2 separate regions of the Homo sapiens genome follow, and region 2 is linked to region 1. Evidence: chromatin contacts called from ENCODE Hi-C or POLR2A ChIA-PET data. All regions are on one chromosome and are shown on one strand. The core of a region is the stretch at or near the end of the contact, and the rest is flanking DNA. Distances in the headings are between cores, read along the strand shown.

Region 1 (3,842 bases), core at 532-3,031:
AGGGAGGGTTTTGTAGTGCCAGGTAGAGGCCAGTGAGCAGGAAGGAAGGAGGTGCTGAGCCAGGCGCCCCCAGGTCCAGGGAGGGTGGGCCCCCCTGCTGCGTGTGACCTCCACCAAGTGGGGCGTCCGTCGGCCGGCTCCTTGCCCTCCCCTGCATCCTCCCAGCCTGGGCTCTGCGCTTTGCGTCGACGCCACCCCTGAGTGCCTCCTGCCAGCGTCCAGTGTTCTGCTGACCTGGGTCCCACACAGCAGTCGGGAAGTCAGGCCGCTCAAGATGTCTCTTTCCTTCCTTTTACTGTAAACACAGCGGAATTAATACTGCATTTCCAAAATACTTGAAGACATTTGGTTTTGTTTTTGAGAAGCCTCAATCTGGGGTTGAAGTAACCGGAGACGAGGGACGTGACCGTGAGACCACCTTGGGGTGGGGCCTGGCCTGATGAGGGCCCTCAGCCCTGGCTGTTGTCCCAGGACAGGGTAGTGGCCTCTTCAGAAGCTGCATCTCTGGACCTCTTTCTGGTTCCCCTGCTGGGTCCTTCCCGGCTCGGGGAGCTTGTGGCCGCCCCCCCTGTCTGTAGCTCGGCCAGCCCTTGGGGTGGGACCATCACTGCTGCACGTGGACGCTGCGGAATTGGGTGTTGCCAGGCTCAGCACTCAGCACCTTTCTGCACGTGGATGGTGTGGAACTGGGCATTGCCGGGCTCAGCACTCAGCACCTTTCTGCACGTGGACGCTGCGGAACTGGGTATTGCCGTGCCGCACGTGGACGCCGCGGAATTGGGTGGTGGTGTGCCGGGCTCAGCACTCAGTACCTTTCCGCACGTGGACGCTGTGGAACTGGGTATTGCCGGGCTCAGCACTCAGCACCTTTCTGGGGTTTCACGCATGCTGGGCACTACCTTGAGGCCTCATGGGCTCAGGCTGGTACTCTGGCACCAAAACTCAGGAGCCACAGGCCTTCCCTGTCTGTCCGCCTGTGTGCTGGAGTTTGTGTCCTAGGGAGATGTTGGCTTTCTCCAGGGAGCAGGTGTCTTCCCACGGGCCTGGTCCGAGTGCTCCGGGAACAGGCTTTAGCTCCAGCTCGGCTGGGCTCAGGCACCACTGGCCTGGACATCCAGCTCCAACCCCTCTGCCTGATGGAGCCCAGCCTGCCATGAGGTGCCCATAGAGAGCACACCCCAGCTTCTCTCACCCTACTTGGTACTGAGACATGACTGAAACGTCCAGGCAGGTGTGTTTGTTCATGGCACACTGTGGGCCAGGGCCCAGGAGGTTCCCACCTGGAAGGCTCTCCCTGGCCCTCCCTGGCAACCCTACCCCCAGGCTGGTGGCTCTCAGGCCTCTGTCCCTCAGGGACAATATGCAGGTACCCCAGGCTGATGCTGCCTGCGTTTCAGTCGTGGAGGGACCAGGGCCCGTGACCCCAGCAGGCCTGTTGTTTGACGGTGGCGGGTTTCAGTTGGCAGTGACTCCTTCGGCTCCCTTAGGGGACCGTGGCTCGGCCCCTGGGGTGGAAGGGCAGGGGCCGCCCCTGGTCCTCTTTGCCAGGCTCAGAGGCTCATCCCCAGCAGACCTGCTCCCATTGAGGAGCCTTTTCAAGGGCCCAGGCATCTCCAGCCTCCCGCGCCTGAAATTGGGTCAGGTTGAGCCTTAAAAGTTGCCTTTAGGCGCGAACCAAGAGGCCAAGGCCGGCCATGCCCTTCCGTGAGGAGTCAGGATCCCCCGCCTTTGGCCGAGAACCAGCTTCTGACTCGCCTGTCACGGGGCTGCGGGATTTGAGGCTGAGCCTGGAGGGCAGGGGCCCCTGTGTGGACCGCGTCTCTGCCTGGAGCTCTGCCTGTCGGCTCCTGCGTTAGCTGAAGCCTCGCTGGGAAGTCACAGCAACAATTGTCCCTGGAGCCTTGCTGTCACCTCTGCCCTGGGCTCTCAGTTTTATCCAATGAGAATGTCCCAAAGCCGGTTCTCCACCATCCGCCACCGCTTCTCTCGTTTGCACCAAGAACAAAGCATACCCAGATTTGGAGGGCCCAGCAGCGGCCCCCAGCCCCGTCACCCTCTCCTCTCCAGGGCCCCCGTCAGAAGCAAGTCGCTCCCCTGTTGCTTCCCACCTAGGGCTCAGGGAACCAAGTGAATCCCCCAGGCTCTCAGATCCAGGGCTTCCCACGCTCCGAGCTGCTCTTACATTATTTTTCCCAGGGTCCTAAAGTTGGTGGAGCCCTAGAGCCCTGCCCTGGCCCCAGCCTTGGCCAGTCTGTGGGAGGCGTTCCGGCACGGTGACCCCAGAAGCCACCCTGTTTGCTTTTGTGATGTGGTGTTCAGCGTGCTCTCCCTGGGAGCTGCCCCTCACCTGGTCCCCTGTTCCCATCCTCCCCAGGCCTGGGCTGTGTGAACCCCAGGATCGAAGCCCCGCACGGGGCCTGTTCTGATCCACATTGTGGCCACTGTTCACAGGAAGTGTCTTCAAATAAAACCTTCCCCCTTTTCCGTATTGACCTTGAGACGTTTTCCTGTTAAAACGTCACCTTGTGCTGGCACCAGCCGTCCTCCAGGTCTGAGCCACGTGCCTCTGCTCATGGCGGGAGTGGGGCTGAGCAGGCAGTGGGGATGGAGCTGAAACTTCTACCCCAGCCTGGCCCGTCCCGAGTGGAGCTGGGGAGCTGCCTGGCAGGCGCTGGCCTGCTCCTGGCTGTGCTGCTGACCCTTGCCCATGTGGGTTTTCTCAGGGCACAGGGTGTGTCCCCCTCTCTGGCACAGGTGTCTGAAGCAGGCTGCCTGCTCCGTGCTGGGGCAGGCGGGGTGGCCCCCACGTGGATATCTGAACCTTTGCTGTTATCTCGTGGTGACCTCCGTGCCCGGTTAAGATGTGTCAGTTTCTGCCCAGGGCCGACGCTGAGCTGTGGATTTTTTTTTTTTTTTTTTTTAGCTTTATGGGCAGCAGCCGTCTCATCCCTCCGCTGGCTCTGCTTCCATTCCTGAAGTCTCAGGCTCTCCCAGGGTGTCAGATCTCAGGCCCTGAGCCATCCAGGGAACGGAGCCGGGGGCCCTCTCGTTCTCCCTCTTGTTTTTTCCATAACTTTTCCAGTGTAACAGGTTTCCCTCCGTCGGGGAGGCACAGCGGAGCAGCTGCATCTTGGTTCTCTGCCAACCATGTGGTTCTGCTCCCCTCCCCTAAGCCCTCATTCCGGGATGGTCAGGGGTCCTGTCCTGGGCCTCTCTCTGAACCTCCATCTGTTCTGGGAAGGACTCCTGCCCCCTCCTGCCCCCACGGCCGCTTTGCCTGCCCAGGGCCTGAGTGCAGCCTGGGGAGGGGGCTCCCTCTGGGTGTGGGGTACGAGCCCCTGGGACACGCTATGCTCTGTCGCAGGCTCCGCGCATGGGCACCTTCATCGGCGTCTACCTGCCGTGCCTGCAGAACATCCTGGGCGTCATCCTCTTCCTGCGCCTGACGTGGATCGTGGGGGTGGCTGGTGTCCTGGAGTCCTTCCTCATCGTGGCCATGTGCTGCACATGTGTGAGTCTCCCCCGGCCAGGTGTGGCTGTGCCTTCGGGCGGTGGCAGCTGGACAGTAGGGCTCTCCCCAGATGCCGTCTCCCCTGGCCGCTGTGGTTGTGCCTTCGGGCGGTGGCAGCCGGACAGTAGGGCCCTCCCCAGACGCCCGTGTAGACGTCGTTCAGCGCCGTCTCCTCCACGAGAGCCGGGCAGCTGCGGGGATGAGATGCCACACTGTCCGGGGTTAGTGCTGGCGTGTTGACTGGCGTGCTGGCACCTCATTTACCCGTGTCTGCGGACAGGCATCTCAGCCAGTGGTGGGTGTCATGGGGCGGCACCCGGGGGCTGAGGCT
Region 2 (3,842 bases), core at 492-2,991, 50 kb before region 1:
TGTGGAGCGTCTGGGCTCTGTATGGAGGGGCCCTGTCTGGGGCCCAGAGATGCTGCCAGGGGTGGCCGGGTGAACTGACTGCGGCCCAGTGCAGCTCTGGGGAGGGGAGTGGCCACCCTGACGCCACCTGCCCCGCCTCTAGCACCAGAAGCAAAGGTGGAGGCCAGGAAGCCCCGGGAAGTCCTGCAGGGCTGCAGGGAAGAGGGGTATCTCTAAGCAACAGCCACAGTTGGTGGCTGGGAGCACTTCAGACTCCACATGACCAGGTCTGATCCTGCCAGCAGCACCCATGATAATGGTGACTTGGGCAAAATGAAAGTTCACTTCTCCCTCACTAAGCATTTTGTTCTGAATTTGTTCATCTGTTGATCTGTCCCGGCGAACCCTCTTGTCTCTGCCTGAGTGTCCAGTGGCCTCTCTGCACCAACGGAGTTATTCCTTGTCCACGCTGTCCTATGCAGCAGCCACCGGCCACATGTGGCTATCGGCACTTGAGCTGTAGCTGCTGTGGCTGAGGACCTGGATTCTTCATTTTTTAAAAAAAATTTTAACTTAAATATAAACTTCAGTGACCACACAAGCTTAGTGGCTGCTGTCCCAGTGAGGTCTGGGTGCTGAGGACACAGTGGGGAAGACAGTCCCCAGGGAGCCTCCATCCCAGGAGATACAGAAAACAAGCCAGGGGAGAGCACAGAGAGGGAGGCAGGGACAGCTGTGGTGCCCGTGGCGGCTCTGGTGCCCATGGCGGCTGTGGTGCCCGTGGCAGCAGGGACGGCTGGGACAGCCAAGTTACAGGCTCAGTGACATCTCTCCATTAGGACTGGGAGAGGACTGGGGGTCCTACTGCCTAGCACTTGAGAATGTGATGGTATTGGGAGGGAGCTGTTTGCAGAGGTCATCAAGTGACAGCTCACAGGGGTGCATCCTAATTCAATATAACGGGTGTCCTTATTAAAAGGGGGAATTTGGACACAGAAATAGACACTCACAGAGCAGGGACGATACAGAGACACAGGGAGAAGCTGGGGCCTGCAAGCCAAGAAGAGGCCGGAACCGGTGCCCGCCTACAGCTCAGGGGAGCAGCCCAGCCACACACTGACCTGGGACTTCAGGCCCGAGGCTTCGAGACGTGTCTGTGGTGTGCACAGCCTGGCTGCACTCATTTCCACAGCGGCCCGAGCGTATTGGTATAAACGTCCCGTGTCCACCCTCCCCCTCAGCCTGGCTGCTCTGAACTGGCCCAGGCCCAGCTTGCCCACCTTGGCTGCAGCCCCCAACGGCTCTGCCTCATGCTGAGCCTCCCAAGGGGTTCCCCTCAGAACATTCTCCCATGGCGTGGTCACCTAGAAGCTACTCCGAGCTGTCATGCCGGTGCAGTGACCACATCCCTCCCCAGCCAGTGCTTGTCAATGGCCCTCCTGGGTGAATCTCCCTTCCCTGCACCCCCTCCGCCAGCCACCTGAGCCCTCCCCGGGGCCCTGGGCTCCGCCCTTGCGCCTCTCGTTGCCTGGTGAGCAGAGCTTTCTTGTCCCACTGGAGTAGAGAGCGTGGAGCCAGCGGTGCGAGTTCCTGAGCACGGGGAACTCCGGGATTGCTGGGCATGCTGGCACCGTCCTGAACCCCATCTCCCTGTTTACAGAATGACGCCTCCCTCCAGGGACAGCTGTGGGGAGGGGAAGCCAGCAGGGAGCACCCCCCCTCACCAGCAGGGGGCACCCACTCACCAGCAGGGAGCACCGCCTCGCTGGAGCTGCACCTGTTTCCTCCTCCCCTGCTTACCAGTGTCTTCCAGACCCGGTGGGGGGGAACAGAACCGAGGGAGATGGAGACGCAGGTGTGGCTGTGTGTGCAGATTGGCGGTCAGGATTCACCCGAGGGGCCATGGGGATCACATGCCTCATCGCCTGGGATGTGCTGGCTGGGGCAGGGCCACCTTTCTCAGGAGGGGGATCTGCCTGGGTTCCCATGGGGCCCTGCTCCCTGCATGCAGGTGGGCCGGGGCTGCAGCGGCTGGTACGAGACAGCCAGCCAGCGATGGGAAACAGCGTTTCTGGGGGGCCTTCTGAGGGCAGGACGGCGCCTCTGGGGTGCTGGTTGAGGCCAAGGCGGTGGTGCCTGGTCACCGACCTCGGAGCGTTTGATGCCCTGAGACCTGGGATGCTCTGGGAGACAGAGGTGCAGGCCGGGCGTGTCCTGACACCTTCCAGCATGTCCCGGCCTGGTCCGCATCTGTGACCACAGAGGTCTTCTTGGCACTTCTTGGGATCAGAGCCCTGAGGCCCATGCATCCGGAAACGCCGTTTGGAGATGTGGAAAGTCCCTTTTGACTCACAAAATCTGCCTTTGTCTCAGCAAGTGTCCCAGAACCGTGGGGACGTAGTGGCCCTAGACTGGGAAGTGGGGCTCGGGAACCAGATTCAGAATTACTCACCTTCCCCAAAGACACGGGGCCTGCCGGGAGGAGGGACGTGGGTCACAAAAGTGGGCCGTGGCCACCCCAGGGTCAAGCAAGCTCGCCGTGTGCACTCGGGGAAGGCAGGCTGTGCGGACGCCTACAGAGGAACATGGGGGCCACTCTGCCTCCTGTTTCCCGGCACCCACACCCGCTAGGGCCACTGCCCAAACAGTTCTCGAGGCAACCTCGGTTCCAGGTTCCGGCATGTGGCACCATTGCTGCTGTGTGGACACCACCCCTCAGAGAAGGCCAAGCCGGCAAGGCCCAGGCAGTGTCAACCGCCCCAGCTCCCAGAACCGCATCTGTCAGGCTGAGCCGCCTCTTGGTTTGGGGCCCAGGGCCCTCGTGAGGATGTAGCTGAGCACCAGCTGCATTTGCCTGGAGTGGTTCCTGCCTTCCAGGGGCTGCTCCCCACCAGGGCTGGGCTTGGGTGCAGGCACTGGGGCCGCACGTCCTGGGGAGATGCTGTTACCAGCGAGGGTCCCCCGCCAGGATCCCAGCCGGCTGCCGTGGAGGCCAAGGGCTCACACTTTCCCCCTTCCTCTTGCCTACGGACCATGAGGACTCAGCAGCCACCTGGTGGGCTACGCCCATGGGGATGAGGAGGGAGCCCAGCTGTGGGGACCATCGGAGGCTCCCAAAGTGCACCTGCTGCCGCCCAGAGCCCCCCCCCCACCCCAAGCTTGGGTGAGGGGCGACCCCTGCAGCTGTTTCAAAGTCAAGACTTCAGCTTGCTCTCCTTTCAGAGGCCTGGGTGGTGGGTGCAGGTCCAAGGCTTCTGGCCAGTGCCCTGGAGTCGAGTATCCCCGGCTCACCTCAGGGCACATGTTAGGACCCAGCATGTGTTAAGGACCTGGTAGAAAGCTGTGTGTTGCAGTTGAACAGACACCCTGGGGCTCCCACTGTGCACACAGGGCTGTGTCGGGCAGTGGGGCTTAGCTTCCTGGGCCTCTCTCTGGAGCCCAAGTCCTTCTAAGTTTGGACCTTGATCCTGTTTTGGTTTCAAGGTTTGTAGTAAACTAAACGGTGGCCTCCAAAGAGCTACATCTATGTCCTGATTCCTGGAACCCGAGAATATGACCTTATTTGGAAAAGAATCTTTGCATGTGGGGTAAAGATCTCCAGCTGAAGTCGCCCCAGTTTATGTGAGCGGGCTCTAAGCCCACTGGCAAATCAGAAACAGACGAGGAGAGAGGCACACAGAGGAGGAGGCCCTATGAGGTTGAGAGGTGAAGCCCGCTGGGCCTCTGGGTAGGGTGGGGACTTGTAGAACTTTTCTGTCTAGCTAAAGGATTGTAAACACACCAATGAGCAGCTCTGTGTGTAGCTAAAGGTTTGTAAATGCACCAATCAGCACTCTGTAAAAATGGAGCAATCAGCACTCTGT

The links. A loop is a pair of places that touch in the nucleus more often than their neighbours do. ChIA-PET counts read pairs that join two places held with the same protein, here RNA polymerase II (POLR2A). Pooled maps may share reads with other maps.
Region 2: a loop to region 1 is called in a map of heart left ventricle, with 3 times the contacts of the local background. The contact joins two enhancer-like sites. A Hi-C loop is called at or near these places in 8 of 168 maps with a recorded cell type or tissue (Right ventricle myocardium inferior, body of pancreas, heart left ventricle and 2 more) and 5 of 50 pooled maps. POLR2A ChIA-PET finds 5 or more read pairs at or near these places in 3 of 52 experiments (H1, PC-9 and naive thymus-derived CD8-positive, alpha-beta T cell).

What each region holds. Positions count from the first base shown.
Region 1 is chr5:1,088,651-1,092,492 of GRCh38, reverse strand. SLC12A7 (solute carrier family 12 member 7) reads left to right here. Exons shown (of 24, transcript NM_006598.3): 4 at 3,365-3,511. Among named protein-coding and RNA genes, the nearest start is that of SLC12A7, 21 kb to the left of the region's middle. Within about 2 kb of position 1,781, at least 4 of the 41 ENCODE cell types and tissues checked have a DNase peak (open chromatin) inside an H3K27ac peak, as active enhancers do; they include body of pancreas, where a contact is called at or near this core.
Region 2 is chr5:1,138,355-1,142,196 of GRCh38, reverse strand. It overlaps a transcript of SLC12A7 not described here. Among named protein-coding and RNA genes, the nearest start is that of SLC12A7, 28 kb to the right of the region's middle. RefSeq lists an enhancer at 860-1,703. Within about 2 kb of position 1,741, at least 3 of the 41 ENCODE cell types and tissues checked have a DNase peak (open chromatin) inside an H3K27ac peak, as active enhancers do; they include body of pancreas, where a contact is called at or near this core.